Regions from separate parts of the Homo sapiens genome. Here region 1 is linked to region 2. A link is an interaction called in ENCODE POLR2A ChIA-PET data of the cell type or tissue named here. Cell type or tissue: OCI-LY7. All regions are shown on one strand. Each heading gives the region's core, and the rest is flanking DNA. Links, peaks and the distances in the headings are about the cores only. Region 1 has its middle 26 kb from the start of LINC02332. Region 2 overlaps TRD-AS1 (TRD antisense RNA 1).

Evidence for each region. ChIA-PET counts read pairs that join two places held together with the same protein. Peaks named below come from ENCODE experiments on the same cell type or tissue, not always from the same donor. Only the 100,000 strongest peaks of a DNase experiment are listed, where the experiment ranks them.
Region 1: POLR2A ChIA-PET joins it to region 2 with 10 read pairs; 2 of 35 experiments call an interaction of 5 or more read pairs at or near these places.

What each region holds. Positions count from the first base shown.
Region 1 is chr14:22,523,838-22,539,213 of GRCh38, forward strand. It overlaps TRA, TRAJ20, TRAJ19, TRAJ18, TRAJ17 and TRAJ16, and 10 more genes. Among named protein-coding and RNA genes, the nearest start is that of LINC02332, 26 kb to the right of the region's middle. RefSeq lists a silencer at 9,289-9,338 and an enhancer at 13,040-13,509. In OCI-LY7, for the core only: no CTCF peak of the experiment used is centred there; DNase peaks (open chromatin) are centred at 7,734, 7,994, 9,420 and 9,624; H3K4me3 peaks cover 2,936 bases; H3K27ac peaks cover 3,443 bases.
Region 2 is chr14:22,423,615-22,438,990 of GRCh38, forward strand. All of the region lies in intron 2 of TRD-AS1 (TRD antisense RNA 1), which reads right to left. It also overlaps TRA, TRD and TRDD1. Among named protein-coding and RNA genes, the nearest start is that of TRD-AS1, 52 kb to the right of the region's middle. RefSeq lists an enhancer at 9,727-9,786. In OCI-LY7, for the core only: CTCF peaks have their summits at 10,620 and 10,820; DNase peaks (open chromatin) are centred at 6,107, 9,097, 9,677 and 10,607; H3K4me3 peaks cover 4,036 bases; H3K27ac peaks cover 4,958 bases.

The sequences.
Region 1 (15,376 bases), core at 4,962-9,961, 99 kb after region 2:
CTGAAACTGCCAATGTTCTCAAGGTGCTATTCTTTATAAGGAAAATGCCCAAATTTTAACTGTTGCTACTGAACAAAAGAGCATTTGGATATAATTTAAAGCACCCCTGAATGTCCAGGATTTCAGAGAGGAGACATGACAAATTAAAATTATATGTATTATTTAAAGATGAAAAGAATTAGATCCTCTTGAAAATACTCTAATAACTAACATTTCTTCAACATTCGCAATATGCAAAGCACCTTTCATACCTTGACTCATCTGACCCTCCTAACAACCCTCTGGGATAGATATTACCTATCTCCGCTTCCACAGATGAGGAAACAGTGTGAAAGGTAAAACTAAAGCAAAGAGGTTGAAATAGTTACCCAAGGGCTCACCGCAGATGAGGGGCAGAGCTAGATTAAGAGCCTGGCCTGCCTGTCCCCTAGCCCACTCTCTTAACCATGGTCTTGGTGAGGTTTGTGTAGGGCGACCTCGCACTGTGGTTCTAACGACTACAAGCTCAGCTTTGGAGCCGGAACCACAGTAACTGTAAGAGCAAGTAAGTAAGAAAGAAAAGTCCAGAATAATTTTAAGCAAAATGGTGGGTAGGTTTTTCAGCAATTTCACCTAGGAAGTGCAATGTCAAGAACTAAATTCTAAGAGCTTTCCCAGTTTGTGTTAGAACCATAATTTTTCTACCTCACACGTCTCCCTCGCCTTCTCTGTCACCTCAGAACAGCTCCTCCTAAGGCATGACTTCACAATGGTACATTTGTTGGTGGCGCAGTCTTTGTGGTCAGATAAAAACTGAGCTAATTATCTGAAATTATCTCAGGTCTCTAAGTGAGAGAGTTAACTCCTTTCAAATATTTGAAGAACTACGATGTAGACCAGGTAAGGGGTGAGTGTGGAGGCCAAATCAAAACGAGCAGGTGCAAGATGTGCCCCAACCTCCCCTCAAACATTGTTGAACAAGTGGAACTGCCCTGCAGTGGAAAGGCTGCTTTGTGAAGTATGGAACTTTTCTTCCTTAGATATCTTCATGCCAGACCCCTAAGGTTAACCATGAGATGTTGCAGAAGGCACTTCTATGCCATTTTAGCTATTAGATTGAATCACCTCTGGGCTCCCTTTCAAATCTAAATGCTAAGATCCCATGACTCAAGCCTGGAGGATTAATAGGTGAGCTCAGACTTGTTTCTTCTATTTTTACTATTTTGATAGCCAAAGAAATAATTCATCAAATTATTCATAAGCTAAAGCCTACTTGGGATTTTTACACCTAGAAGATGGTGGGGTATGATTTCCCAGTGCAGTAAATGAGAAAACAATAGGAGACATCAAGGAGGAAAAAAAGAAGGAAGAGATAAAGGGAATGTCTTAAGGGAGGCTCAGAGGTTGAATGAAGGAAATGAGGTGATTTTGCAGAGGACAGATGTGGCTATCAAAGATTTTACAATTTCACCTTTGGAAAGGGATCCAAACATAATGTCACTCCAAGTAAGTGAGCAGCCTTTTGTACTCGAAAATAGGGCCAGGGGAGCAAAGTTTCTTCCAATTTAAACACACTCAAAAGGATGTGTAATTGCTTTCTGATGGGAGGGAACTCTGAAGGTAGAAAGACTATTGTTACCACAGATCACTTGTCCCTGGAGATATAGCATCTGAGGACTGACTGTCTAGCTTAGACTGCTGTCTGCACAAGAAGAAGACTTACAGATGCTTAAGGAGGATGGAGGCAAATTTTCAACCCTGTACTCCAAAGCTGAGGGGAGAGGGGATGGGAAACATTAGGGCTGGGTTCATGTAAAGGGGACCAGCATTGTGCCGACAGAGGCTCAACCCTGGGGAGGCTATACTTTGGAAGAGGAACTCAGTTGACTGTCTGGCCTGGTGAGTGAGTCGCTTTCTATTCCAGGAAAATATTACTGTGGAGAAATTAAAAGGGGAGATGAATTAACTCCTTTAGTCTTGAAACTAAAGAGATATGTGTACTTCCCCTCCTGGAGGACCCCAGTCCCTAGGTAGATTAGGACGAGGAAGCAGAGGGAGACAAAGGCGATGGAAAGTCCCTTTTAGGAACCCAGGAATCAGAGAGAACTTGATGGTCCCCACCAAAGGCAAAGAAGGGAGGTCCCACTAAAACATGTGAGCATCCTAAAACACCTGCTCTGGTCCACCCACAATATTTGGTGAAGGACATGGCCCTCCACCCAGAATGGGCAAGCAAACTAGACCAGCTTTCTAAGGTGTGTTTTTCTTGGGTCCTGTGACTCTTGGCCGTCTCCCTGTCAGAGGCTCCATCTGTCGCTGCACTCTTTCTTATTGAGAATGGCCTCTCCGTGGTTCTCTGTAAACTTTCCCCAAGAAGCCTGTTTCCATGCTTCCTCAGCACTTAGCCTCACCGATGGATGGGCTCTAGAGTAGCTGGAGGGAGTCTGGGTCTGAAACTTTCACTGAGAAAGTAAAGTTGATCCGCAGTATCCAGTGGATATGGCAGCTGGGAGGACCTAGGACTGAAGTACTCGTCCTCTCTTTGGGGCCTTTCCTGGGCACTCGATTGAATACAGAAACCCTGTTAGCAAGTGCATGCATGTATATGAGTGTGTTCATTCAGCATTTCCATTCTGAATGTATGAATAGCCTTACTCTGAAGACTCCCTGGAGCTTACAGGGCTTTCTGTTTTCAGAGAAAATTGCCTTTGTGAGACAAAAATGGCCAAGTGGGCCCCTGAATGAGGTTATGGTTGAGAGCTATTAATATTATCCTTATTCACAGAGCAAGATCCGAATTCCCAAAGCAGAGTAGACAATAACTATGTGAAGGGCTTAGACCCAAATATGTGCCCACTTGCAAGCATTCCAGCTCTATGAAGAGGATACAGTGCTAGGAGATAGGATTACCCTGCACATTGCAAACCCTCCACTTTTCCAAGACCATAGAAAATGTCCTTTGTTGAGCACCAACTGAGTGTTATTTTCTTGGTCCCTGTGGTTTTTGCTGGGCCTTAAATCATTGTGTGATCAAAGCTGCAGGCAACAAGCTAACTTTTGGAGGAGGAACCAGGGTGCTAGTTAAACCAAGTGAGTACTGGGGCTTGACCCACAATTGAGCCTTGTCATCAATTTGCAATTCAATGTGCCGTATTGGCCCAAATTAATGTCTCAAACTTGTCTTTAAAATGTTTCATGTTGCTCTTATGCATAAACATGCACTTATGTACAAATTCAGCATGGATAAAGGATATTGTCATCTTGACATTTTCTAGAATCTATTTTCTTAAGAGAAGGCACATAGTAAAAGGTACTTTTCTTATTTCTTCACATTTCTTAACTGATTTTCCCAAGAGGCAGAGGAACTTGGACGTGGCGTTTCTGTCTATTCAGAGTAGTTGATTTGAATATGGTTACAATAGCAGAGCAAGGACTTACAATTTCTAAGGTTCAAAATATTGCTGTCTGTACCAGCCTGCAGCCTCTATAACCATTATTCTGATTTATTTCCTCTGGCCCTCATTTTTCCCAATTAATGTAACTGAAATATTGGTAACCATTATCTTCCGGTTCACAGAAAGTGTGTGAGGATTAAAAAGTCGCTGCTCTGAAAAGGAATTGAGCTGGAGGGTTTTCTTTTGGGGGATTATTGTTTTGTTGATGGTATTGTCTCTTTCATTGAGGGAGAGAATAAGAAAGGAGGCATACTTGAAAGGCAAGGTAATATGATCAATACATGAACGTGTGCAAAATAAATCATTAAGGCATTCAACTAGAAGCCAAAAAACAGTATGGACCCCGGCTCAGCCACTCACTCACTAGGCAGCCATGAGAAGATCACCAAGCTCTCCCAGCCTCAGTTAACCTAAAATGTGGAGATTATTATTCCAGCCTTGACTACTTCAAAGGATGCTATGAAATTCAGATGAGATAATATATGTGAAATCTCCTTGAAAAAGATGGGTGGTCAAATGATTCATGATTTTTTTTTTTTTTTTTTTTTTTTTTTGAGACGGAGTCTCGCTCTGTCGCCCAGGCTGGAGTGCAGTGGCGGGATCTCGGCTCACTGCAAGCTCCGCCTCCCGGGTTCACGCCATTCTCCTGCCTCAGCCTCCCAAGTAGCTGGGACCACAGGCGCCCGCCACTACGCCCGGCTAATTTTTTGTATTTTTAGTAGAGACGAGGTTTCACCGTTTTAGCCGGGATGGTCTCGATCTCCTGACCTCGTGATCCGCCCGCCTCGGCCTCCCAAAGTGCTGGGATTACAGGCGTGAGCCACCGCGCCCGGCCTCATGATTTTTAATAGTTAGATTTTATGCAAAATTTCATTTGAGGGTAAACTTAAAGGTGAACAAGTTTAATGGACTTTGGCCATGGCAGAGAAATGGTTAGGTTTGGATATAAGGTGGACCTCTCTAATTATAAGAAAAAAAAGGAACATGAGAATTGGTGAACAAGACCTTCCCTGGAGATCTTCAGAAACCTGAGGTCACTCAGGAGAGAAATGTGTGAAGTTGAGAGCTTACAGTAAATGGTCTCTGAAGTTTCCCACCATTCCAAAGAGTGCGTGAGCTTAAAATTTTTCGTGAGTTTAGCTAAATATGTGCTTAGTGTTAGATTAGGTTTCAACCAAGCAAAAGAACCCTGGGAGAAGTACTCTGCTTGGAAATGAAGCATCCTTTGGTTTTTGTGGTACAATAGATCACTGTGGGTTTTCAGATGGCCAGAAGCTGCTCTTTGCAAGGGGGACCATGTTAAAGGTGGATCTTAGTAAGTATTATTACTAATGAATTCTTAATTGATTAGTTTTTGAGACAAGTAATAAGCTTTTTTGGAAATCTAAGTGGACTGCCAAATGTTCTCGATTTATCCATATTGCATGGGGAGCAGAGCATTCTTCATGCCTTCTCCATCCTCACTTCTGCCAGGTAGCAGTTTGCATTGTTAACAGGGAAGCAGAATGGAAGCTTAACAGAGAAGCAGTATGGAAGACGTCTCCTTAGCCCAGTGGTCAGTTGCATCAGAGAAGTCTGCTCTGAAATGCGAACACTTTCTCTTGCAGCTGGCAGCCCCCTGCAACCTCAGTGCCCTCCATGGCCAGGGCCAAAGCTTCCAGGTGCCCAGATAACATCCCAAAGTCACTCTGAGAGAAGAGAGAAAATCGGTCTTACTTTACCTTTTCTAACCAGGAATTTACATGGTTAGTTTTACATCTAACACTTCAGCAGGGAGAAGACATGATCTAAGTGTCCATGTGGACACTCTGTGTGACTCGGATCCAGGATCTGCTCTTTCAGCCCCTCCATTTATCGCAAAAGGGATGATGATTAATTCCTCCATGCCTAGACTTCACTTTAGACATCACCTCAGAGAGGCCTGTCTTACCCAGCCAATCTAACAAGCCATCAAACACAGCCACTGCCTGGCTGCTCTCTACCCTGTTATTTAGCCTGATTTTAATTCACACACTTTCATCACTTAACATTATACTATCTGTGTATTTATTGTTTGCCTTCTTCTAGACCGTAGACACCAGGAGGACGGGGACAGTGTCTAAGTGGCTCTCACCGTATCCCTAGTGCCGGCACAATGTCTTTACACATCGGAGGTGTTCAGTGAACAGTTACTGAGTGAATAAAGGACTTAGCACCAACTGCCGCTCTTTTTCATGAAATTACAGAGCTTTGCTATTTCATACCCAAATACTAAAACCTACTGAGATTTTTGCAAATTTCCATCATTTATAGTTATATCCAAGGTGGATTTGAGTGAGCAGGTACATGAGGTATTTGCAGGGCCTCATTTCACTGTGCCAACCAGGCAGGAACTGCTCTGATCTTTGGGAAGGGAACCACCTTATCAGTGAGTTCCAGTAAGTACCTGATAATTATTGATCATAGTGCTTGTACTTATCCTGTAGTCATATATTGCACAGGTGACCAAATGCCTCCTATTTCTTTGAGTTAAGGAATATTGACATTTGATGAGGAAAGCCATTTAAACACATGGGAAAATTGGATGTTGTCTCTCACCCCTAATACTCCAACCATAGCCCCTGTCCTATTCCATGCTCTTAAAAAAATTTTAATTGATAGAAGAAAGAAAGATTATCTACAAGGATATGAGCAATTTGCTAAACAGTGGTAAAACGAGATTATGTACAGGTGTTGATTCCTAGGTAAAAATGGGGGTCAGAGCTGCTATCCTTTGGCTAGTAAAACAAGATTACTTGGTGAAATTATGTAAATCTCCTCGAAAGAAATAAGTTTCAGAGTTGTCTAGAGAATATCACTTGGACTGTTCTCAGGCTTTCCACTACATCTATTGTACCACTATGGTGCCCTGAAAAGAGGCTTTCTCAGGCTTAATTCCATGGCTTAGTCTTTATTCCAGTATCAAAAAGGGGGAATCCCAGCCAGAGCTCCCATGAGGGAGGATAGCTGCATGCTAACCACATTAATCTATTATCAAGGTAACTCGGTCATTTTTGTCAGGCAGCACAGTGCTGTGATTTATAGCACATTCATCTTTGGGAGTGGGACAAGATTATCAGTAAAACCTGGTAAGTAGGCAATATGTCACTAAAGTAGGAGGCTTAATGTGGCTACTGAGACCCACTAAACTTACTGCAGTATTTGGAAGGCCCAAGTGTCAAGAAATTAATGGTTTATGCAGACTTAAGTGGATTCCAATGAAGGAAGAAATGTTAAAGTAATGGCACAGAGGATAGAAGAGCTAGCTGTGAAAAAAAATAGCCATGTGGATGAACCAAACGCAACAGACTGAAAGAGCCTAGAGAGTTGATCCTAAAGAAAAAGGCAGAAAGTCTGGCTGAGCACTTCCAGTTCTGCTGACCTGGCTTGATTAGTGAATCTGGGCCACAGTATCTTTATCTATAAAATGAAAACATTTAATATCACCTCAGATTTTTTGTTTTAATTTTGTGGGTACATAATAGGTGTATATATTTATTTTAAAGATAAGCTAATATATGTGAAAGTATTTTGTAAATTCTTAAATGCTATCCACATGTAAAATATTATTTGTTTATAGAACAAAAAAAAACTATGTCAGATTTAGAATTCTTTTAACATGAGAATTTGTAGGTTCTTAGTGAAATAGCCATTTACATGTGATCTGTAGCCCTAGGCATTGGTAAAAAGCACTTTCTCTTCTACTGAAATATAGTGGCTCAAATGCTACCCAAATGAAAAGGGCAGGGGAAGGGAAGTCATTTTGTAAAGGCAGGCATTACAGTGTGAATTCTGGGGGTTACCAGAAAGTTACCTTTGGAACTGGAACAAAGCTCCAAGTCATCCCAAGTGAGTCCAATTTCCTATGCTTTCCTCTTCCTTGTGTTGTCTTCTCTCAGACCGTAACATTTGGAGCACATAAAGAGATATTATGGGCCTGCTCTTTTCTGGCTGTTTCAGGAGACTGAAAAGGATTGTATAAGAACATCCTTTAGCATGTTCTTAGTATTGTTTTGTCCAGTGTGTGTTTCTTCTTAATATCAAAAAAAACTAAGACATTGCCTGTGAAGCCAATGGAAAACAGTAGATTTGCAAAGAAAAGAACTAAAGAGAAGACAAGTGGTACTTTTTACCAAGCTTAAAGCAGAGTGGGTGTCCTTTAATCAGAGGGATGCTTGGTTCTGGGGGCTGGATAGGACTCAGGTAAGTAACAAGGCTACCACTGAGTCACTGAGCTTCTAAAATGAGTTGACTCGGGGGAGCAGGAAGCTGCCACTCATGATGATCTGAATGCTATTCCGTGAAGTTTCAGATTGATTGAAGTTAAAATTAGGGGTGACACTATGTCAGGAATCTAAAAATTGATAACTGTAATGGAAATGAAAGAAGGGCTAGCTACATCTGTTGGATAAATGGAGTTGAAAATCATGAATTTGATGGCGACAGACCCAGAGAGTTGGGCAGGTAGAAACTTCATTTCAAGTGATATGCAGTAAATACCCCAAATTTGAGTCAAATGGCCTGTGTAAAAAGGAAGTGAAAATGTAACCCGTATCTCCTTGTAGGTGAAAAGGCCATATCTCTAGGTCTTAGGTATGAAAAGGATGTGTGGGCTTCTGGGTGTTTTTGACTGACTAAGAAACACTGTGGGATGGATAGCAGCTATAAATTGATCTTCGGGAGTGGGACCAGACTGCTGGTCAGGCCTGGTAAGTAAGGTGTCAGAGAGGCAACAGAAAGATTGAGGGTAAAATGTCTTCATGTCTCAGGAAATGATTGTATAATGCAAAATGAGCTGGAGTTTTTTAGGAGCACTGTTACTAGAGTTCTGATGTCTGGTTCTAGCAAAAGAACCCTAATATAGCTGTAATCCCTCTCTAGAAGGAACAAGGAAGAGGATTCTTCTCTGAAAGCTCCTCCTAAGATTTATCCATCCTCTGCCAAAGTGTCTTGTGGATCCAGGATACTTACATCTTTGTTAGCAGTGCTGGCCCAACCTGCTCAGCCTCAGATCACCTATCCCTCATTTGTAAAATGAGGATAATATTTAAGCTCATGGCACAGTTGAAGCCCAAATGAGGTAGTGGAATATATGCAGATTATTAATCCATTTGGCTCATAAATGAAGGTTTTCTTTCCTTTTCCCTAAGTAGATCATGGGTTGAAATACCTAACACTGCAAATCATTTTTGTATGGGGATTTGCTATAGTGTGAATTCAGGATACAGCACCCTCACCTTTGGGAAGGGGACTATGCTTCTAGTCTCTCCAGGTACATGTTGACCCCATCCCACCCATGTTTTCCCCCTATCTGGTTTAAGGCTTCCATATGTATTGCGTGTTATCCTCATGGATTTCATCATCCTTGTTTTATTATCAATGTTCTGTGAATTTAAGATTGAGCCTCCATGGACTCTTCATTTAAAAATGAAAATAGCTAATAGAAGAGTTGGAAATAACAGTAGAACTAATTCACTAGGTCAGGATGGAGAAGGGAGTAATACCCTAGACAATTAGGACAAACGTGGTTTTTCCAGAAATAGACTCACTTCCTGTTTAAAGCCTAGACTGTGGTCTCTCCCCGGGCACCCTTCACATTCCTCTAACCCTCCATATCCCAAATTTAGCTGTGGAATCTTAGACAATCTGTGACCTATGCAGCTACAGAAATCTTTTCTTACTGAGAATATCTGCCTATTTGAACCAAAAGATCCTTGAGAATAGACAGTCTCTAATATTCCATGAAGTGTCTGATATGGTCCTTTTACAAAAGTAAATACTTGATAAATTCTTGCTTAATTGAAGTTAAACACCCAAAGAAATCAGGTTTCCAGGCCAAAGGGAAGAAGAAAATTAAGCAAATGACACAGTACATTTGAGCGTGTAGTGGGGAGGAAGAAATGCTAGATTGGGATTCAAATAGAGCCATGTTTTGGTCTCTGCTGCCAACTAGCAATGTAACTTAGACCAGATCTCTTGCCTCTAAGCCTCAGTTTCTTTATCTGTAAATGGGGAAGTGGGTCCAATGGCCTCTCTGGCCTCTTAGTACAAAAAGTCTATGAATGTATCCCATTTGGGGCACTTTTTTCTCCTAGGAGTAACTCAATAGCTATTTTAAAGCTTGAGTGTTTTCTAACTCATTAGAGCACATCAAGAAGAGGGGTGAAGTGACAAAAGGGAGTTTATTGTGAGGCATCAAACACTGTGATACTCACGGGAGGAGGAAACAAACTCACCTTTGGGACAGGCACTCAGCTAAAAGTGGAACTCAGTAAGTATGAGATTCTATGGTAATTACAAAATGTATTCTGGTGACAATAAGTGGAAGAAAAGGTGATGTAATTTTTGTCATTGTATCTTATTTTTAATCTATTACTGAAGCATTAAGAATTGTGACATCCAGATAAATTAGTGAAAGTATTCAAAGGCTATATAAGCATGCTTTCGTTAGGGTGGAATTTAGCTAACCACTAAGACTTTTTCCAAGATATGAGATTTTCAGCTCTCTTCAACGTGAGAGTTTTTAATACTAGTATTAAGCTAAACGATGCTCAATGGAAGAAAAGAGCTAGAAGAGCAGAAAATTGCACCGTCATGATCAAATAGATCCTTTCTACTTCCACTGCCATGGACTCAGTGGTGCATTTAGAAGAGGGTATTCAAGGTCATTTTAGCCATGCCCCAAAAAAACCACTCCCAATTCATTCCAGAGATTGTGCCCCCTTATGCTAAACATCATCCAAGAAGAGTCAGTGAAGTACAGAGAAAGGAACCCAGGGCTTCTTGTTTCGGTCCAGAGTTCTAGGTTTGATTTGGTCCCAACTGGATGTGTGATATTGGAACGAGTCATTGCCCCTCTCTGCACCTCAGACTCCTCCAGTGGATGAGGGGGTCAAAGCCCTCAAAATCTGTTGTTCTGGGATTTCGCTATTATACCACCCGAGAGTTTATAGGACTCGAGAGTATGGAATCTTGTGAGTATTTCATAAACAAATTCTATGACCCTCAGGAAATAGCCCTGTTAATCAACAACCTAACTTAACATAGAAATAATAACCACCATCTCAGTCCCTACCATGTTTAGATACGATGCTAGATGCATGACATGTAGAATTGTTCATCTGAAATAACTCTGTGAGGTAAGGGGAAGTATCTTATTTTACAAAAGAAGAAACTGAGGCTCAGAGAAGGAAGTGCCCAAGATCCCAAAGCTAGTAAGTAAAGGGCCTAAATTTAAACTTGGGTCTGCCTGCCTGACTAAAAAGCCCTGCTCTTTCTTTTATTTTATTTTATTTTATTTATTTATTTATTTATTTCTGAGACAGAGTCTTGCTCTGTCACCCAGGCTGGAGTGCAGTGCAGTCTCAGCTCACTGCAGCCTCTGCCTCCCAGGTTCAAGCGATTCGATTCTCCTGCCTCAGCCTCCCAAGTAGCTGGGGTTACAGGCATGCGCCACCACACCTGAAAGCCCTGCTCTTTCTACTGCATGATGTCGTAGAGCTTGTGCTCTAGTTTACTTAGAAATGAGAGGTGATGCCAATCACAGTGACTGGTGAAATGCTTGGAATTTATCTTTTCTACTTTAGATATTGCTGTGAGTTAGAGAGGGTGCTTCGGGAAATCTTGACATGGATGCCCCAAGTGTCTAAAGAGTTCTCCTCCCCTTTCAATGACAAAACAAAGTACAGAGTTGCTGGGAGCATTTACCCCAATAGGGAGAAAAGAGAGGGGAGCTGGCTGCAGCCACTCCCTTGTTCTGACTGTCCCTTTCCTTCGCTGTTTCTTGTATTTTCCCCAGGCAGACCAGCCACCAATATAACTGATCTACAAGAGCCTGACTCCTTTGTGAGTTATAGAGAAATGCAGGGTGAAGGCACTTTGCACATAGAACTTTAGCTCTGAGAGACAGCCTCAAAATATCTAGTTCACCCCTCTTTATTTTCCCAATAAGGAAATTAAGACCCAGAGAGGTTGGCTGAATTGTCTAAGGTCAGTGCGAACTAGGGCTGGGACTAGAACCTGGAGATCCTGGTCCTGGGGCCATATTCTGTGACTGCTGTTTGGTGAACTAAACTTCTGATAGGTAGGAAGTGTGAGTTATGCTCATAAACAGGAAAAACAAATAGGTTTTACAAGGGGAGTATAAAAATGTCCTCCTTATTACTAGCACCTTAGTATAGGCTCCCTAGACCTGCTCCCCAGCTGTGGTGTAAAAATGGAAGGAGAAGGAAATGGCCCATTTTGTCGCAGTGCAAATCACTGTGGGAAATACTGGAGGCTTCAAAACTATCTTTGGAGCAGGAACAAGACTATTTGTTAAAGCAAGTAAGTTCCATGAAATAACCTGATTTATATTACAGTTGAAGAACATCTGTTTTCATTGATTTTTTTCTTTTTAGGGGGAAGGGGACATAGTTTTGTCTGCCAGTTAAATTAGAAGATACATTGGCAATAATAATGTTGCACTGTACAGTATCCATGGGCATCACTCTTGCAAGAAACATGTATAATAACAAACAGTTAAGTGTGGATGGATAAAACTTCCCTAGGTCCTATCTAGAACTGAAACTCTGTAATTATATTAATAACTTTTTTAACTTGAATATTAGTGACATTTTTATATAACCCAAGGTATACAAAGCAGAATCTTCAGTTGGGTTCTATCTGATTTGTTGTCATCTTCCAATGGTCTTAGGAAAATTAAGGTTAAATAGTAAGATTAGATGCCTCCTACCACTTTGGTACATGCATGCAGACATAGAAACACCCTTAGTAACTAACTTGCATGTGACTTGGCAATCCTAGGCTATGGCCCAGTGACAGGGTCCCATTTTGTACAGAGTTATGTCAGAGTGTGAACACAGGCTTTCAGAAACTTGTATTTGGAACTGGCACCTGACTTCTGGTCAGTCCAAGTAAGTCAAATCTGCAGAAATGTGTAGCCCTATCCTCAATATTGGGCATATATGGATATAATTATTCTGGTCTATAATAGATTATTATTACTACTATTTTGTTCTTATTAATCATAACAATGCTGCTAATTTCAAATATACATTTTCTGCCATATTATTATTTTTACCTTTAAGGAGAATTATTGTCAAGATATCAGGAGGGAAATATTTGAATTTCCTTTGAGTCAAGTTTCTTATTTGTTCGTCAGTTCCCACCTCTCTGCTGAGGGTCATATGAACCTCACGATGTTTTGGTTTTTATACCGCCTTCTTATTATCTCTCTTAGAAATGCTTCCTTGGTTTTTCCTTGCCTAAGCACTTAGATTTTGCAGCTCACATTTACCCAGAGTATACTTAGCTTTTAACCTCTCCCAAAACTGGCCTCCCTGTCCCAATAATTATGCACAGTAAAAGTCAGTTCAATTCAGTAAATGATTATTGAGTATCATCAACAAACCAGGGAATCATCATTGGTTTTAAAAGAAAGAAACAAAGAAAAGAATTTTTAAAACCCTAAGCTATCTTAGGCTTCTGATCTCAAGAACTTCCAGTCTTATCAGAGAAACTAAGCACTCATAATAAAAAGTCTAACAACAATTTATATGTGTATGTGCCAAGATAGGGGGGTGGGTTTCCTGAGGGCTGGAGACAGGACAGGTATGACCATGCACAGCCGCATTCTTTGGCAGAGAACACACATGATTCCCCCAAATATGTTTCTGGAAACGGAATTGAGTCTGTTCTGTGCTGAGATCTTTGACTTTCTTGAGGACAAAAGCCCCCTTGGCAGTTAGCATCCTTGAGCGGGGGTGAGGACAGAAACAGGAATGAGTCAGGCGTGAGTCACCCAAGACTCTCACTCAGCCCCAAGAGGATGGAGTGACTCTGAGTCATGCCGAGGCATGTCTTTAGCATGTGCTCCAGCACAGTGTGCATTTATGGCAAGGTGAAAAATACATTTTTGCACATGTCACTAGGAAAATGGTACCTTCTTCTCAGGCATGGCAGATGAAGTAGGAAAATGCCCGCCTGCTCTCTGGTATCTTTAGAAATACTCACACCCATCCAGCCTATGTAGGATACAATGTTTTTCATGAAGTTTTATGAAGATTCTGTTTTTCCCAAAGGAGAAATAGCCAAAGCTGTGTTTATTGATAGCTGTGATGAGGAAAATGAAGGCCAACAGGTAGCAGTGGGGTCTGGTGCTGTTTATACCCTTTAGGGAGGTTCCTTCAAGTCTTCATACCACCCATTACAAGGAAAACTTTAGCATCCGCCTTTCAGGGTTTCCAGATCTTAGAGCTACTGTGAAGGGGATGTGTCTTCAGAGAAGGGGTGGGCAAAACCAGGAGGTTTTTGTAATACACTTACACAGTGTGACTATGGGAACAACAGACTCGCTTTTGGGAAGGGGAACCAAGTGGTGGTCATACCAAGTAAGTGAGCTGGGATCCTCCTGCACAAATGGCCACAGCCACCCCCATCCCTACCCTGTGCTGGAGAGCCTCTTATCATATTTCCATGGGAGCGGGGGAAGGACATGCCATTCATCAGTGCTATATCGAAGAACCTTAGGCGGCCACTGTCCCAAATCTTTGCCTGTCCCTGGTTTCTTTCACTCTCCCCTTCTCTGCATCTCCACTGACCACACTCCCATTCTCATGTAAGCTGCCCCTGATCTTCCCTGAGGCTGGATTTCAGATTGAACAAAGGACCACAAAAGTGAGAGCTGGAGGGGACCGTGGGGACATCTTGCTCATGTTGCAGAGGGACCTGATGCCAGGGTCTAGCATCTGTCCAAGACCGTGCTGATGGTCAGTGCACAGCAGTGGAGGGGCCCCAGCCCTTTACTCCCACCCTGAGTTTGGTGGAGCCACACAGCTCTTTGCTAAGTGACCCTCAAACCCAGTGTGAGATAAGCTGAGTGTTGACAGTGCCCACCTGCTAGGGAACCAAGTACTGAGTTCCTGCCCCAGCTCAGGACTGTGGCGCAGGCCATGACCTCCCTGAGCCTCAGTTTTCATATCTCTGAAGTAGACAGCATGGTCTCTGTTTCCTCCCATCTTTCAAAAATTCTATGGAAATTATTGTGACTTTTTTCTCTGTAATTGTAGGGTTTCACAGAGGCAGGGCCTTGTCTGAGTCAAGGTCATTAGAAATAAAGGAATCCAAGGGCTTTGGATGCCTTGGCCTAATTCTAGGTGGTAAAGAGGGAAGGATGAAAGCACAAATCACAGGAAGTGCCTAAATCCTGCTTGGATTTAGTGTTGCCTCAAACAGGGATATGCAGAAATCCAACCCCAGGGTCTCCCATAGGAAGAAGACTAGGAGTGGGAAGTGCCAAAGAGCTCTGGAAAGGAAAAGAGAACAAGGAGCACTCTGAGAAAAGGAGGTCAGAACAGCTTCAGGAAAAACGTCACATAAAATTTCCTTTGCTCTCTGTCCTCGCAGCACTTTCAGAAGCTCCTTGCATCTGACTAAAGAGTAGCAGAGCCAGACCCTCAGAATGTCTGCCCCAAGCAAGCAGAGTGTGGTGTTTGTATTGGGGTGCTGGGAGCAGACATGGGGAGTTGCTGCCCTGCTTCTCTGCTGATGGGAAGGTGGTATTTTCCCCTGGGTACACGGGGGCCAAAGAGCTCTCCAGTCCCCAGCCCCTGGCTCCCGCCCCTGGGCTCCAGCACTCGGGGGCTCTAAGGACAGCAGTAGGAGACTTTCTACAACTCAGAGAGTATTCAGGAGGGTTTCCCAGGATGTTGCCCAATACCATGGGGCAATTGGTAGAGGGAGGTCACATGAAACAGGTTTTATCAAAGGCTGTCCTCACTGTGTGCATCAGGAGGAAGCTACATACCTACATTTGGAAGAGGAACCAGCCTTATTGTTCATCCGTGTAAGTATTATAGAAATGATCAAGGGAAATTTTGCAGACAGATTATATTATGGAAGGATACTGTAGTAGTGAGAGTTTG
Region 2 (15,376 bases), core at 5,999-10,998:
CAGTTTTCTTGGAGGCTCATAAAAGGTATGACCACAGAGCCACAGTGCTTAGAGTATAGCATAGATTAAGGAGGCACCTTACAATTTACAACTATGGGTGACATCCAGTTTTTCCCCAGCCACATGCCTCTGAATTTACATGTTCTAGAGGAAAAGGACTGGCAGTGGGGGGAGGCTCCTCTCCCTCCTTCAGATCAAATATGTACACTACCTGTCATTTTGCCCAACATGGAAGGAAAGGCTACATCTCTAGCATCTCTAGCATGCTCTGTTGTTTTGATGATTACTGACTGGATATTTTGTTTTGCTTTGTTTTGTTTTCTTCATGAGACGGGGTCTTGCTGTGTCCCCCAGGCTAGAGTGCAGTGGCGTGATCATAGCTCACTGCAGCCTCACACTCCTGGGCCCAAGCTGGATATGGTGTTTTGCTCTCCCTTTCTTCTCTATCTCTTTACTTCCACATGTGCTAGAAACAAAACGTTGAAAAATTGCTTCCACTGGCACTTCCTTATCCTTCTTTGGACAGCTCAATTTAACACTGCACTTTTATCTTGAACAATGTGTTTTTCCAGATTTAGATGATTGACGGGGCTCTCTACTCCAAGGCTGAACCTGTGGCAGAAATCAGCCTTCCTTCTGTCCTCATCTAGAAAATCTACCACTTACCTTGTTAAATAACCTCATAAGAACTTGTGGTGATAGACATGGTCAGTGACTTGATTGCGGTGATAGTTTCACAGATGTACAGGCATATCAAACTCATCAGATTAGACACTCTAAATGTGTACAGTTTATTTCACATCAAGTATACCTCAATACACTTGTAAAAATATTTGTTTAAACCCAAAATGGATTTTTTAGGCTTCTTTGGACTACTTCAGGCAACGTCTACACAAAATGTTCTTCAACAAACCCCTCTAGTCAAATATCCTCTAGTCAAATATCTTCCACAGAAGTACAAAGAGGCTGACAGGGCTTGCCACACCTTATTTGGTTTCAGTCAGGGCTTTTCACTGTTTTGCCAAGTGTCTTCCCAATCCTCTCTCCTCTCATGATTCTGCCTGACCTTTCATATATATAATACATGTTATATATATATGTTATAATGTGTCGTTGTTCCATGCATTTTAGTCATGACTGCCCCCATGAGCTCTTATCATTTATCTCCCCAAATAGCTATATTCTAAACCTTCAGAAAATCTCTCTTCTCTACTCTTCATCCCAAACTCACTCACTTTGACCTGATGCATGATCCCAACATAGGCCTGGAACCTGCCTTCTACCTTTCTGCCCCACCCCATTGGGCAACTTCTTTGGTTGAACGGTCTGCAAGGCCCTGGATACTGGCTCTGCCCTTGGACAAAATCGGGTTCCCAAATCCCCATCCAGATACAGCACTCTGAGCTCCACGATCTTGGAAGGGGTTTGGACCCAGCCTTCCCCAGATGTATTTAAACAGAGGGCCTGTCATGATTCATCAAGCCCACTGCCTGCCACTCAGATCTAATTCTCCTTCTTTGAACAAATGATAGGCAAGAAGGTGGAGTGCATCTCCAACATGGAGAGGATACAATTATTCTCCTAGTTTGAAATCATGATTTGGAAAAAGAATGACATCTGGAAAACTGGTTATGCAGATGTCAAAGTTGTGGAGCCATGGTTTTATAACGCCTGCAAGATGGATTCCTAGTAAGACCCCAAGTGACTCCCTCTAACAGAGACTGGGAAGAGTGTCTCTAAGGAGAAGGAGGGGAAAAAATATCTGGACAAATCCATAAGACTGTATGTCTTCCGTATTAATAACTAATATCTGTTGAGTGCTTACTATGTGCCAGGCAGCATTCTAAGCACTTAACGTGTGTTATATGATTAATCTTCACAACAACCTTAGTATTTACTTTCTATTCTTGTCCTCATTTTACAAATGAGAACCCCAAGGCACAGAAAACCTAAAATACTTGCCCAAAGTAGCATAGCTAGTAAGGGAGGGTGACAGATTTCAGACTCTTGATGCTGCACCAGAGGACACAGCATGTAATTTGGGGAGATGGGGGACCCATAGAGAAAGCCACCTTCAGGATGTGTCAGAACCAAGGGACAACAGGGGCTGTGCCCTCACCACCAAACCTGTTCCAATTGATACTCCCGTGACCATCTGTCAAAAAACTGGGACAACAGAACAATGGTCCCAAATGACCTCTCAAGTGTTTTCTAACTGAGATTTTGTGATCCTGACACAAGCTTCACACTGTCTTCTAAAATCATCTGCATCTCTTCATCTGTGAAATGGGGATAATAAGAGTTCTACCTTCACTGTGTTATAAAATATATAATTATAGAAAGTAAATAAATTGCATAGCTTATAGTAGCTATTTAATAAATGTTACCTATTATAAGAAAAAGCAAACTGCAAGGAAGAATAATTGAGAAGAAAGTGAACTAAATTACTGAGCACCAACGAAATGCAGCCACTTTACAGGTATGGACTCACTTATCCTATGACAACTCAGTGAGGTCATTATCATCCTTTCTGTTTTGCAAGTGAGGATACTGAGACTCAGACAGGCTGGACAGCTTGCTTACAGAAGCAGAGCCAGGATCCGGATCTGACTTGAAGCCTGATTGTCCTGGCTGGGATACTGGGCTGGGAGCTGCGGAATGTCCTAAAGAAATACCTTACCTATAGCAACATCTCATGTAAAGGATGGCTGGGAACAGGTATGTGAAGTCTGGTCATCTTTGCTCATGCAAAGATTGCTCTTGACTCCTTGGCCAGTTTCCAGAAGAAGGGATAGTAGGAGGTCTTCAACTCCTTCCCCCTGCCTCCTCTCCCCTGCTTTAAAACACCAATTGTAATTTCAGCTTCCAGGTTGTTCTCCCGAGATGGCTCACTCCCCTGACTGAAGGAAGACAGCTACTCCCCAGCCCACTGCCACTCACACTCCTGAGCACCACCCCTAGGTCAGCAGCTTTTCTCCCAGGGTACACCATGAGAAACATGAGAGACTGGCCCACATATTCCCTCCTTCTGATGCTTGTCAAAGGTAGTCTCTTGTTGGACTCCCTTAGATCCTCGGGGTGCTCATGGATTCACTGCCTTTTCCTCTCCTTTTCAGGGGCTTGCCTGGAGCGAAAACCATAGGGGTCCAAGGCCGGCATAATGAGAGCTAGAAAAATTCCCTGGGTTTCTGTCAGGTCCATAGAGTTGGTGACTTTACCACCCACATATATCTTTGCTGTCAAGCAAAGTGTGCAAGTTTGTCTCTTCCGTTGTCATCGACTTATCACTTATACAGAGGCAGCAATGGGGCTTGAGATCTGACAACCACAATTCTCTGCATTCAAAAGTGAGCACACGGGTACCAGAAAACACTGCGGTGGATGAAGGTGCAGGAGCCACCGTGTAAAGAATAGAAATTAATTTCTAACTAAATGTCTCTGCTTTAGTTAGGGTCTTAGTCCACTGCAGTATCTTAAACAATACATATTCAATGATAAATTTTCCATAATGACAAGGTGAACAAACTCAGAATCAAAGCTCCTTTCCTACTCTTCAATTCAACACATTACCCTAAAATATTAATTGAAATGATAGGATTATACAGCTTTTTTTTTTGTCAGAGCACTTTATTCATTCTTTCAGTAAATACCATCTCTCATATCTGCTTAATTTTTCTCCACAGCATTTATCACTATTTGGCATGCTACATATTTTACTTGTTTATATTTTGTTGTCTGGCTCTCCACTGGAATACAAGGTCCTTGATGGCAGAGATGAGTTTTTGTCTGTTTTGTTCACTGCTTTAACTCCAGCACTTAGAATAACTTTGGCCCATAACAGACACTCAATAAATGTATTAAATGAATGAGGGAATGAAATACATATGAGTGAGTGCTACGTACCCTGCACTGAGCTGGATGCCAGGGACACAGTGGTGCACAAGGCTGGTGCGGACTCTGCCTTCTGAGATGTTCTCCCCAAGCCTCATCTACCCACTAAAAAAATGCTACTGACCGTAACAAGATTTTCTGAAGAGTTGATTATAGAGTACTCTGGAACACCAAATAACTTACTCTTGGAGAGCAGACATCGAGGCTCCTAAGTGCATTGGATGTTAGCAGGGGCAAAATGAAGAAAATAGTAGCTTTCTCTTTTCTCCACCTTTTCTCTCTTTTGAGTCCCAAGGGTCCCAGCCCTGAGTCTGAGGCTGTCAAAGAAAAAGCGAAACACTTCTGTTTTATTTCACAAAGGAATTTCGCAACGCTTCTCTCCAAACAGACTGGCTGGGGCATGCTATTTCACAATGAAAAGCCACGATAACACAGTTTCCTAAACAAAGGGGCGATTCCTAACTCCCTCTCACTTTATCACCACTGCCACCAAATGATTTTGGTATTCTTCAAGAATACAGAATCCACTGGGTCTTTTTGGGCTTTTTAGCAATTTACACATCCACAAACACATAGGTTTATGAGCGGTAACAGCGTACATTCCAGTGCATGAAACACTGCAGGGATTCTCTGAAGGCGTGCCCTGGATGCTGCAAGGCTCCAAGGCAACAGTCAGCCAGTGGAACAGTGTGCCACCCAGCATGCTCGACTTGATAGAAAAAAGACCCAGTGACAGGGCAAAGGAAGTCAAGCCAACATGCAATTGCTTGTATTAATTTAAATAAAGCCAGGTTCTCAAACTCCATGTTTAAATAAGAAATCTAACAGTCATAAGTTTTCTTTTTACCTGCATGCATATGGGAGAATAGGGAAAGTTTAAATTATCTTTCTGGCTTAAGGACAAAATTGCATGAGTATTTATAACTTTCAGAAAAGAAATGTCAGTCTAAATATATTACTAGGGCAACAAATTATTAAGAAAAAAAACCCAAAGTACAGTCTTTTGGAAATTAAAGTTGCTTTCATAGAATATAGCAGCATTCACTCAGTAACAATTCATTAAGTACCTCATATGTGCCAGACGCTTTTCTAGACACAATGGAAGCACAGCTCTCAGAATCTCAGGAGCTTATATTTCAGTGGAAATAAACACAAAATAAAATAAGTAAAATATATGTCAGATGGAGATAATTGCCATGGAGAGGAGTAAAACAGGCGGGGAGAGAGAGAGTGTTGTCAGCAGGCTTGCAGAAATTACAATTTTAAATCAGGTTGTCAAGAAGGGATACAATAAGAAGGTGACATTTCAGCAAAGGCCTGCGTGTAGGCAGGGAGCCCAGTATTTGGAGTGTGGATGTTTGCTGGACTCCCTCTGTTAGAAATAACATTTTCATGCACATTCTTAAGACATAATCATACCAGCTTTTCTGTAGGTTAGGGAGATAAGGAGTCATTTTTTCTTTCTTATCTTGCTAAGAGCTCTTTCACAAGTAGTTCACACTTTCATTTTTCAAAATCAAGCGATGAAATGCCATTAATTAGCACAAAGTGTGTTGGGGAGTGGACGCGAGGGTTTGGCAAGGAAGCAGTCCTGAAAAGATCAAAACTTACAACATGAACAGGAAGATGACAGCACTGATTATTGACAAACGGAAAATGGGGCATGGCATTTTGAGCCCTTTGCCTTGAGTCTCTCCCTAGTCACGTGACCACATTCTGTGGACTGGTGAGTGTTTCTTCCCCAACCACAGGGATAAGAATACAAAGTGAGTGATGCATTTCTCTCACTGGTCCCCAGATGACTCCACTCTAGCAGCCCCGGAAAAGAACCTGCAGCCTCATCTATACCTGCAGGTTGATGTGCCTCCCAAAAACTGTCTCACTCAGTTGTGGAGCTGAAATCAATCATGTGTTCACCTCAGTGGGGTTCTTGGTTTTTCTTTTCTGGCTTCTCCAAAAAGCCAATCATAGAGAAACCTGAGGACTGTGGAGCCACTATGGAGAAGGCTGGAGTGCCTTTACCATCCCTAGCTCAGCTTTAGGGATTCACCCTCCAGGACCTCTGAGTGTGCTGGGATCACACGGCCTAAGGTAGGCCCTAGAGTCAGTTTCTGTCTTTACCTGCCACCTGACAGGAGTGAGAAGTTTTACTTAGAGGCAGTGAGAAGGGAAGTCAGCAGCCCCAGGGACAGTACAAAGGAGACACAGCCTGAGTGTGTGTTGTCAGAAGCTCTGTCACAGCGAAGGCCTCCTCGGGCATAAAGACCTCACTGTGTTTGCATAACACCTGTGTTATAATCGTGAGTGATCAATAAAGGATTAACTGCCTCAGTCATCTAAGGAAATGAAGAAGGGTTTTATGCACCAAGTTCATAAATAAGGACACAGAAAAAAACCACGAAGGCCAGTGTAGCTGCCTCTGTACGTTGAAATTAGAGAACTGGTACAATAACAATAACCCACCTCTGTAGTAAGAATCAATGTAAAATCTTTGAGTTCATAGCTAGTCCATTTCTCAGCATCAAAACCATCATTTTGCTTTCTGTATGGAGGACGTCCACCCCCACATATGCACACTCAGAGTGTCAGAGCAATGAGAAACCAATTACCATCAGGCTCCACCTCTTTGGTTGAAGACATAGAAACTGATGAATGAAGAAATTAAGTGACTTTTCCAACATCACACATATAGTGCAGACAGGTAAAGTGATATACTGTACTTCTGTCTCTTTCCTCCAATATCCTAGAAGTCAAGGGCTAAGAAAAGACAGAAAGGGTAAACCATGTGATCATGCCAAAGTGAAAGAAAAATGGCAGCGGAGTGTTCTCCACATTCCAGACAACTACCTCCTGCCACCTTCTAGGTGGCAATGCAGTCCAGGTAGGTAAAGCGATATACAAAAATAAATAGCCTTAATCATTCACAAAAATATTAATGTGTGTCAAATTTAAAAACAATGAATTGCAAATTGCCCCTAACTTTGGCAAGATCCTTTCACCTACCTTAAAATGGACAAGTTTACAAATTTGGGCTATAAACTGCATATAAGTTTTTGTTGGTTTTTTTTCTTCCTTGAGACGGAGTATCACTCTTGTTGCCCAGGCTGGAGTGCAATGGCACAATCTCAGCTCACTGCAACCTCTGCCTCCCAGGTTCAAGTGATTCTCCTGCCTCAGCCTCCCGAGTAGCTGGGATTACAGGCAGGCACAACCACGCTCAGCTATTTTTTGTATTTTTAGTAGAGACGAGGTTTCACCACGTTGGCCAGGCTGGTCTCGAACTCCTGACCTCAGGTGATCCACCTGCCTTGGCCTTCCAAAGTGCTACGATTACAGATGTGAGCCACCATGCCCGGACACATATGAGTTTTTATAAGTAAGTTCTTTTAGTAGTGAAAAAAGCATAGGCTCTGGAATCAGAGAAAAATAGAATCACAACCCCTCACTTCATAGTTCTGTGACCTTGAAAAATGTTGCTTTAACTTTTCTAACCCTCTATTCCCTCATCCACAAAATAAGGATAATAATTGCATAGAGTTATCATAATGATCAAATTAAATAATTGCAAGTAAGTACCTGAGTGACTACAAAGCAGAGGTGCTCAATAATACTAACTCCATTCCTTTCAGCACCCGATGGTCTGCAGTAGAGCGGTTTCACCCTCTACTCCAGACAGAAGGAGACAGAAAAGACAGAAAAGCTAGAATGGGAGAGAACATGGCCAATGACCACCAGCATTTTTCCAAACCAAGAAATCTAAAGTGCCTATCAGCACATTTTTTATAAAAATACCTCCTCAGGAATGTTCTTCCCACACAACCTCTCTAAATCCTTTCCCTGCACTAATGATAGTGAAGGTCCCAAAGGCAAGACCATCACTGGGAGGGTCTAGCTCCCCAACAAGAGATGATGCCCTCATTGCCCTTCATTTGCAGAGATGAAGGTGACACAGGTCAATGTCAGCTTCACCAATAGTAACAGGGAGAGTAATTTTTTTTTTTTGAGACCGGGTCTCGCTCTATTGCCCAGGTCGGAGTGCAGAGGCATGACCATGGCTCATTGCAGCCTCAACCTCCCGGGCTGAAGTGATCCTCTCGCCTCAGCCTCCTAAGTAGCTGGGACTACAGGTGTGCAGCACCATGCCTGGGTCATTTTTTAATTTTTTGTAGAGACAAGGTCTTCCTATATTACTCAGGCTGGTCTTAAATTCTTGAGCTCAAGTGATGCCCCTGCCTCGGCCCCCCAGAGTGCCAGGATTACAGGCATGAGACCTCACGCCCTGCATGAATGAATTTTTTACATCAAACCTTCTCCAACAAACTTGGTTCAGATGTCTGAGACAAGAGTTGCACAAAGGAGTCTCAGTCTTCAGAAAGTTCATCCTTACCCAGCTTTATGGATGCTCTAGGACACATTTAATTCTTGCATCCATTTAGGAACAGAGATCTTCTCCCATCCTTAAAAGGGAAACTATAATATTAATTACTGACCTGTGATGAGTCAGCTGTCCATCCTCATTTGGCCCATGCTGTCTACATGAAGTTAGTTTTCACTGTAGTGCTTGGCCAAGAAAAACCAAGTTTTTCTAAATGAATTCCAAGGATAAATAGCCTAATTCCTGTTCTTTGGCTTCTTCCACTAAAGAATTATAGGGACCTGATCTAGGGAAACTGGGGGGAAAAGCCAGGGAATGAGAGCCACTGTCTTGCCAGAAATGCATGTTCTGATGAGGAAAGATAGTTCAGGATATCTGCGCCAAATCACACATTGGAAAGAAGCTTTCTGAGATCTGAGGAAACTTCCACCTGCTAAAAAGAGCTAGCAGTCTGCTGGAAAGAAAAAAATTCATTCAGGTGTCAGAACTCTTACTCTTCACTTTGTGTGTGACTGTAGACAAGTCAGTTAACCTCTTTGCACCTCAGATTCTCATCTGTACAGTAAAGAGTTCACATTAGATTGTCTCTAAGTTTCCTTCAGCACTAACAAGCCGTGGGACATAGGAGAACAAATTTGAAAGATTCCTGAGATACAGGAGTATGGATTCCTGCAGCTGATTCCTTTATGTGACCCAGTAAGGATAAAATCGAAAAAAGGAACTAAACGAAATACACTCTTGATTAATCAAAGGGGATTGAAAGTCGTGGCTAACCTCACACCTACCTTGCATCACCTCCAGCTCACCTCCCTTGAGACACTCCTCCTCTTCTTTAATGCCTCATCATGATTCTCAAAAACTGTGATCACTCAAGGTTGAAGCTTTTAATCTCCCATGTATAAAAGGATATGCAAATAGAGTTCAGTTTCCTGTTGAGTCTCTGCCAAGGTCTTAGCCTGGCAGTTCTGGGAAAAGAGCCAAAGACCTCATATTTCTTGGCTGTTAACATTCTCCCATCTGTGCTCAAGTCAGCAGCCTAGGCTTCAGGCTGTGGTTTGTCTTTAGTCTTACACTTTCCCAAGTTTTCTGAAGGAACCCTTTAGAATGTTCCTGCAAGAAAGTAAGATACAAGTGGCTCCCAAGAAACCAGACAGAGGATTATCTGGTTATATTTGGAGGCAGTAAGAAAAAGACCAGGAAGTCTATATTCCTATAGTATATAGCCACAGAATCCAATCTTGCAAGCTACTTGAAATGCTGATATTAATTAAGTCTTAGGCAGGGCTTTCAATAAGTCATCTGTGTCTCCAATATGGGATGTCCCACATCATGCATATGCACAGTGAAAAAAAGCGAGGTCCTTGGGTACAGTACAGCATTCAAAAATTAAAGATCTGAAAAACACAAGACATCTCAGTGTGCTTCCGGGCTGGAGGCTCTGCTAAACAACAGAAGCAGAGACCGGACTAATTGTCCCCCATGTCTCTTTGACTGAACTCACACAAAATAGAATCTACCATTTTTACTCAGTGCGGGGTACCCAGACTCAAGTTTACTGCAATGTTGTTACCAATATTCTAATGGAAAATTATATATTCAGAGCTATGTTAAATTTGACCATTTATTAAACATGAAATTTCTACTTTTTCTGTAAGTGCCTTGTCTTACTTGTATTTCCCGGTATTTCCCTTCTAAAGCTAACTCCCCAAAGGGCTTTCCTGTATGTTCTCACTTCCATTACAAAGTCAATGTACAAGTTAATTTTTTTAATTTCTTTAGAAACCTTTATAAAGAGATTTCCTCCTTCATTTCTCTGTTATCCCAGGCAGCTGTCAGGAGCAAAGAGCTCAAGCCTGCACTGCCTTGGAACAGGACATCAGCAAAAGACACTCTCAATCTACTCAGAAGGCTGAGGTGGGAGGATTGCTTGAGCCAGGGGTTCAAGACCAGCCTGGACAACTAAGTGAGGCTCAGTCTCAAAAAAAAAAAAAAAAGATCTCAATATTATTGTTCCATACCCAGTCATTCACTTGGTGTTTTCTGCAGCATTTATTTATAAATATCTCAGTCTGTTCTTAATCCTTGAGCCTATATTTTTTAAAATCATACTTTGATATCTACTCAGAGTATTGATTCTCTTCAAATTTCCCACCTCTTAGTTCTCCTCCCACTCTCTCCCACCCTGAGCCTTACACCTCCAACAATGATCATTCTAAGACCATTTATATCTCAATAGGAAAGTGATGTAAAACGGGTCTCCTTACTCTGTTTTGGAGGGTTTTTTTGTTGTTGCTGTTGCTTGCTTCTCTGTCCCACCCCAAACTCATGTGTGTCTGAAATTTAGCACCACCTTGCGACGTTTGTGAGCATTTTTCTCAGAGCAGCATTTTGAGACTGAGCCTGAACTCCACTGATGTTATGACCCTTAAAAGTGTCTGGCTCCAAAAGACTAAGGAGTTCCTGCGTAAATCCAGGTCCAGCTACTTCATCACTGTGACTTGTTATTGGAAAAGGTTGAGCTATCAACATATTGCTCCTGTAAAGGCTCAGAACTGAATCTTAGATTCTTCAGGATATTTGAGTCCTCTGAGGCTCCTGGGTAAAGACTCCAATGTAGCAGTTCTGTGGACTATAAATGGGAGATATCCAGATCATACACCTTCAATGGAAGAAAAAGCACTGTCACCTTAGACGACTCCAACTCTGTAGTCTACTTTTGTCTTCCTAATATCATACCTCATTCTCCAGTGGGTTTATGGCAAGCCTCATCTACTCAGAAGTAACCAAGTACAAGCCAACACACTCTTGTGTTAGTGTGGAGGCCCAAAGTGGCATAAGTGAATGTGACTCCAGATGAAAACCTTCCCCTCTCCAACACAAAGATGCCAAAGACTATGTATAAAGCAAGTCTTAAATCACTCTATATTTCCATTTGAATATATTTCCCCAGTTCCTGTGCATTGCTTCTGCATACACAGAATTCAATGATAAAAATTGAGACTGTCTCCTAGATACAGTAATTAACTCAGCTATCAATGCCAATTGACTGTGTAGAGGGGAGACAATTTTGTACCAAGATTTACTAACCTCTATTTTAATGGAAAAACAATGGAAAAGCTTTCTTCCTACTATGACTCTCTCTGGATAAATTGCTTGCCAGGAAGCGTTAGGATAATTCTGCCATGACTCTTTGTCTTCCACACCCAAAGACATTTGGTCTCCATCACATATGGAGGAAGGATCTCCTTGTTCAGCAGTATTTACACCATCACCCTGACACCCGCAGTCAGATCTAACTATACAGCTTGGCTAATAAACCTGGAGAAGCTCATATTCTAAGAAAAAAGTGGAGAGTGGTGGGACAGATGGGGCCTGAGTGCTGGGAAACTGCCCGTGCCCACTGCTGACTTGGTCTTCTCACCAGCTGCTTGATCTAACAGATGCATCTTCCTTATGAGGCACCAGAGAACCAGAATGTCCACATCCTGTGGTCCCCTGTACCCTTAACACCCCACATTTGAGTTCCTTTCCAATTCAGAAAACAAAACCTGCAGGCTTTGAGCCAATTTACAACAGATGTGGGTCACAACAACCAACTACCCAGGAAGCCTCCACCAGAACGCAGCGTGAGAATCAGCTTCTTAGATATTCCCATACGTGTGATCCCATCAATCATTTAACAACTGTCAAAGAGAAAGACTAGGAGACTTTCTCCCGAGCATCTCCAGGGATTTAATTCACTATGTTGGAAATTAAGAGATTACTACTAAGCCATAAGAAGGCTAAGACAGAGTTAAAAGAATTATTGGAAGGTTGGCATTACAACTTTACGTGTACACTAGGAAAATCTGCAGCTCTACCTGTAGCTTTGACATAATGCCTTCCTATACCCTGTCCTTGCCCAACTGTGACTCCCACATCATGGTCATACCCTGGATAGGCCCCTCTCTGCATGTAGAGCAATGTGAATGGGGATTCTGCTTATCAGGATATCATCACTAGTCTGTGCCAGGCCTTGCAAGAATGTCCTTGTACTGCAACTATTTGTACCAGATGGTACCCTGGCCACCCCTAAGTGTGCAGACTTTTTAACTTTTTCCCCCAAGAAAGTGGTCCCTGATGTGCACTGCCTACTGAGTAAGGCTAAGAAAGATAGGAAGGAAGAGGACAAAGTGCAAGGAGAGAAACATTTTTGCAAGGAGAAAAATAATGATGTGGATGCAGAATATTTATCATGTGAATTCATATTAACCTGACTTCCTCAGAAAATGTCACCGTTAGTATTAGAATGTGTATTTCCTTCGGAGCTCTGAAAGAAAATATGAGAATTCAAGGGGTGCTAGTGCAGAATACACACACACACACACACACACACACACACACACACACTGTGCTTCACTGTGGCTGGAATGATGCAGAGTCTTGGCAATAGTTCGGGAAGCTGCTAGCTGTCCGCCCATTGTAAACAGTGAAGTAGGTCATCTGTGGCTCCCCATCCTCATCTGTCTGGGCCATTTTCTTGGGCCCTCCTCCACATCCCATTCCTCATATGTTCTCATTCTATTTCCATCAAACCTCAATCTCAAGAAATGACCTGAAATCAATTCGTACTAATGTTTGAGTCATGAAAACAGAGGAAGGCTTTAGCTTCTCTGAGATTGGCAGGGAGGGTCGCTAGTGAGCATTGTATTTTCATAAAGATAATAGCCATAAGCTAAACACTGCAGCAACCACAGCAGAATTTTCCAAGCCTGAGGAACACTGCCCAAAATGAAAGACAGAGGTTTGTTCTCTCTTTGTTTGGAGGTTCAGTGTGGATCATACACAGAGAGTCTGGAGCCTCCCACAGTGGACACTTCTTTTCCTCTGTCCAGGGAGAAGTCCAGCTGGAGCAGACAACCAGAGAGAACATTAGCCTGACCATGGGGAAAGGCATTGCAGCAGAATTAGGCCCAATAGAGGAAAAAAGATGCCTGGAAAGAAATTTCATTTCAATAGCAGGAATAGCTTTGTAAGAGCTGATAGCCATTCAACAGTGAAACAAGCATCCTTGTCAGTGGATGAGTTCGGTGGATGACTACACTGGGAAGGTTGTCTACATTGGTTGGGAGCTAAACTCAGTGAGCTCTTTCCCTCCTAGAATTCATTATATACTGTATGTATATGATTATATATACTCTGTGTATGTAATCGTGTATTACATATACTCCATATATGTATATTACATATACATATATTACATATACTCTGTATATGTAATCATACTCCATATACACATTTGTATCCATTACATATTCAATTTTCCATGCTATTGGATATTTTTCCTATTCAATAATTTTAATAAGCTATGTTAATATTGTATCTAGAGCTACATTATAGTTTACTCAATCAGTTCTCTTCATGGTTGAGCATTTAGGCAACTTCTAAATTTTTCCTACTATGAAAATTATTATGATGAACACACCTGTACTTACAACTTTTTCATTATTTAAAGTCATCATATATGTATATGATGATTTGGATCCACTTCCACATCCCATTCCTTATATGCCCTCATTCTATTTCCATCACAACTCAATCTCAAGAATATTTCAGTATGTGACCTGAAATCAATGCATTCTAAAGTTTAAGTAATGAAAACGGAGGAAGACTTTAGCTTTTCTGAGGTTGGCAGGGAGGGTCACAGGTGAGCATTGTATTTTAATAGCAATAATAGCCATAAGCTAAACACTGCAGCAACCACAGCAGATATACAAATGGTATATATACAAATATACAATTATATTTGTATAAATATATATAAACATATAATAAAGTAAGCTCCTATTTTCTTAATTAGAAGATTCAAAGTTAAGAATTTTGTCCAACTTGAATATATGAAACTTTAGGGTTATAGAGAAATTAGCCAATTCTACTTTAGATGTTTTAATGTATTAATACAGTTAAACACACATATTTTAAAATTACATATTATATAAAATAATATATCAATTTTGAATACTGCTATTTCCTTTTAATAATTCATAAAATAACTTTAAATTCTTCACAGGCATTTCAAATCAATGTATTTGTTGCCACTAGAGCCACTTTTTTATCCTCAAATATTTTTCCAGAGTATATGAAACTCACTTTGCTAAATTGAAAATTAAGAGGCACATTAGATTTAGAAACATAATTTTAAATTGTTTCAATGATGGCACATTATTAATACCTACTTTGAGACACAATACATACTCACATAATATTAGAATCATTGTTTTGCCATTTATCCTGTAAGTGAATATTCATGATCTCCACAACAAAACATTTACTTTGATAGATTTGTTTAAACAATATCAAACACTTGCAGTCTTGAAGGCACTGGAAGACCCAAAAAATAGTTACTACGTTTCTGTTAAACTACTTAGTCATCTTTTTAACTAATTCTATCAGCTGACTGCCATAAGCATCCATGAGCTAGCATTGATTGAGATCATTCCAATGTGTCCTCACTAAACTGTACTTAACTGTTCAAAGCCAAATAATTAAGTGAAAGTATGGTAATACTGTTTTTCATAATTATTGTAAGGAATCAAATATAAGGGATTTCTTCTTCTCTGAGGATCATGAACCTTACTCCATGTTCAAATAGATATAGTATTTTTTCACAGTAAATTCCCCAAAGTGGAAATAGTCACTCAAACGAATACTTTTACTCTTTTGACATTAACCAAATGGCTTCCAATAAAAATCAAACAATTTATATTTTTACCAACATCTTGCCCACATTGGGAGTGTCAACATTTTGAGCAAAAGCTTTAATTAAATATCCATGCAAAAAATGGTTTGTTAATACTTTACAGTTTTATTACTAGAGGGTTAAAATCCTTTTTCAAGTCTGATAATCAATGATTAACTTTCTTCATTTGTCCTTCACCCATTTGTTTTTTAGGTTGATGGTGTTTTACTTATTGATTTGTGTAATTATAATAATTTTGTGTCTGAGTTTTACAGCATTTAACCACAAAAACAGCATTGGTGAAAGGAGTTTCAGGGGTATTGTGGATGGCAGCGGGTGGTGATGGCAAAGTGCCAAGGAAAGGGAAAAAGGAAGAAGAGGGTTTTTATACT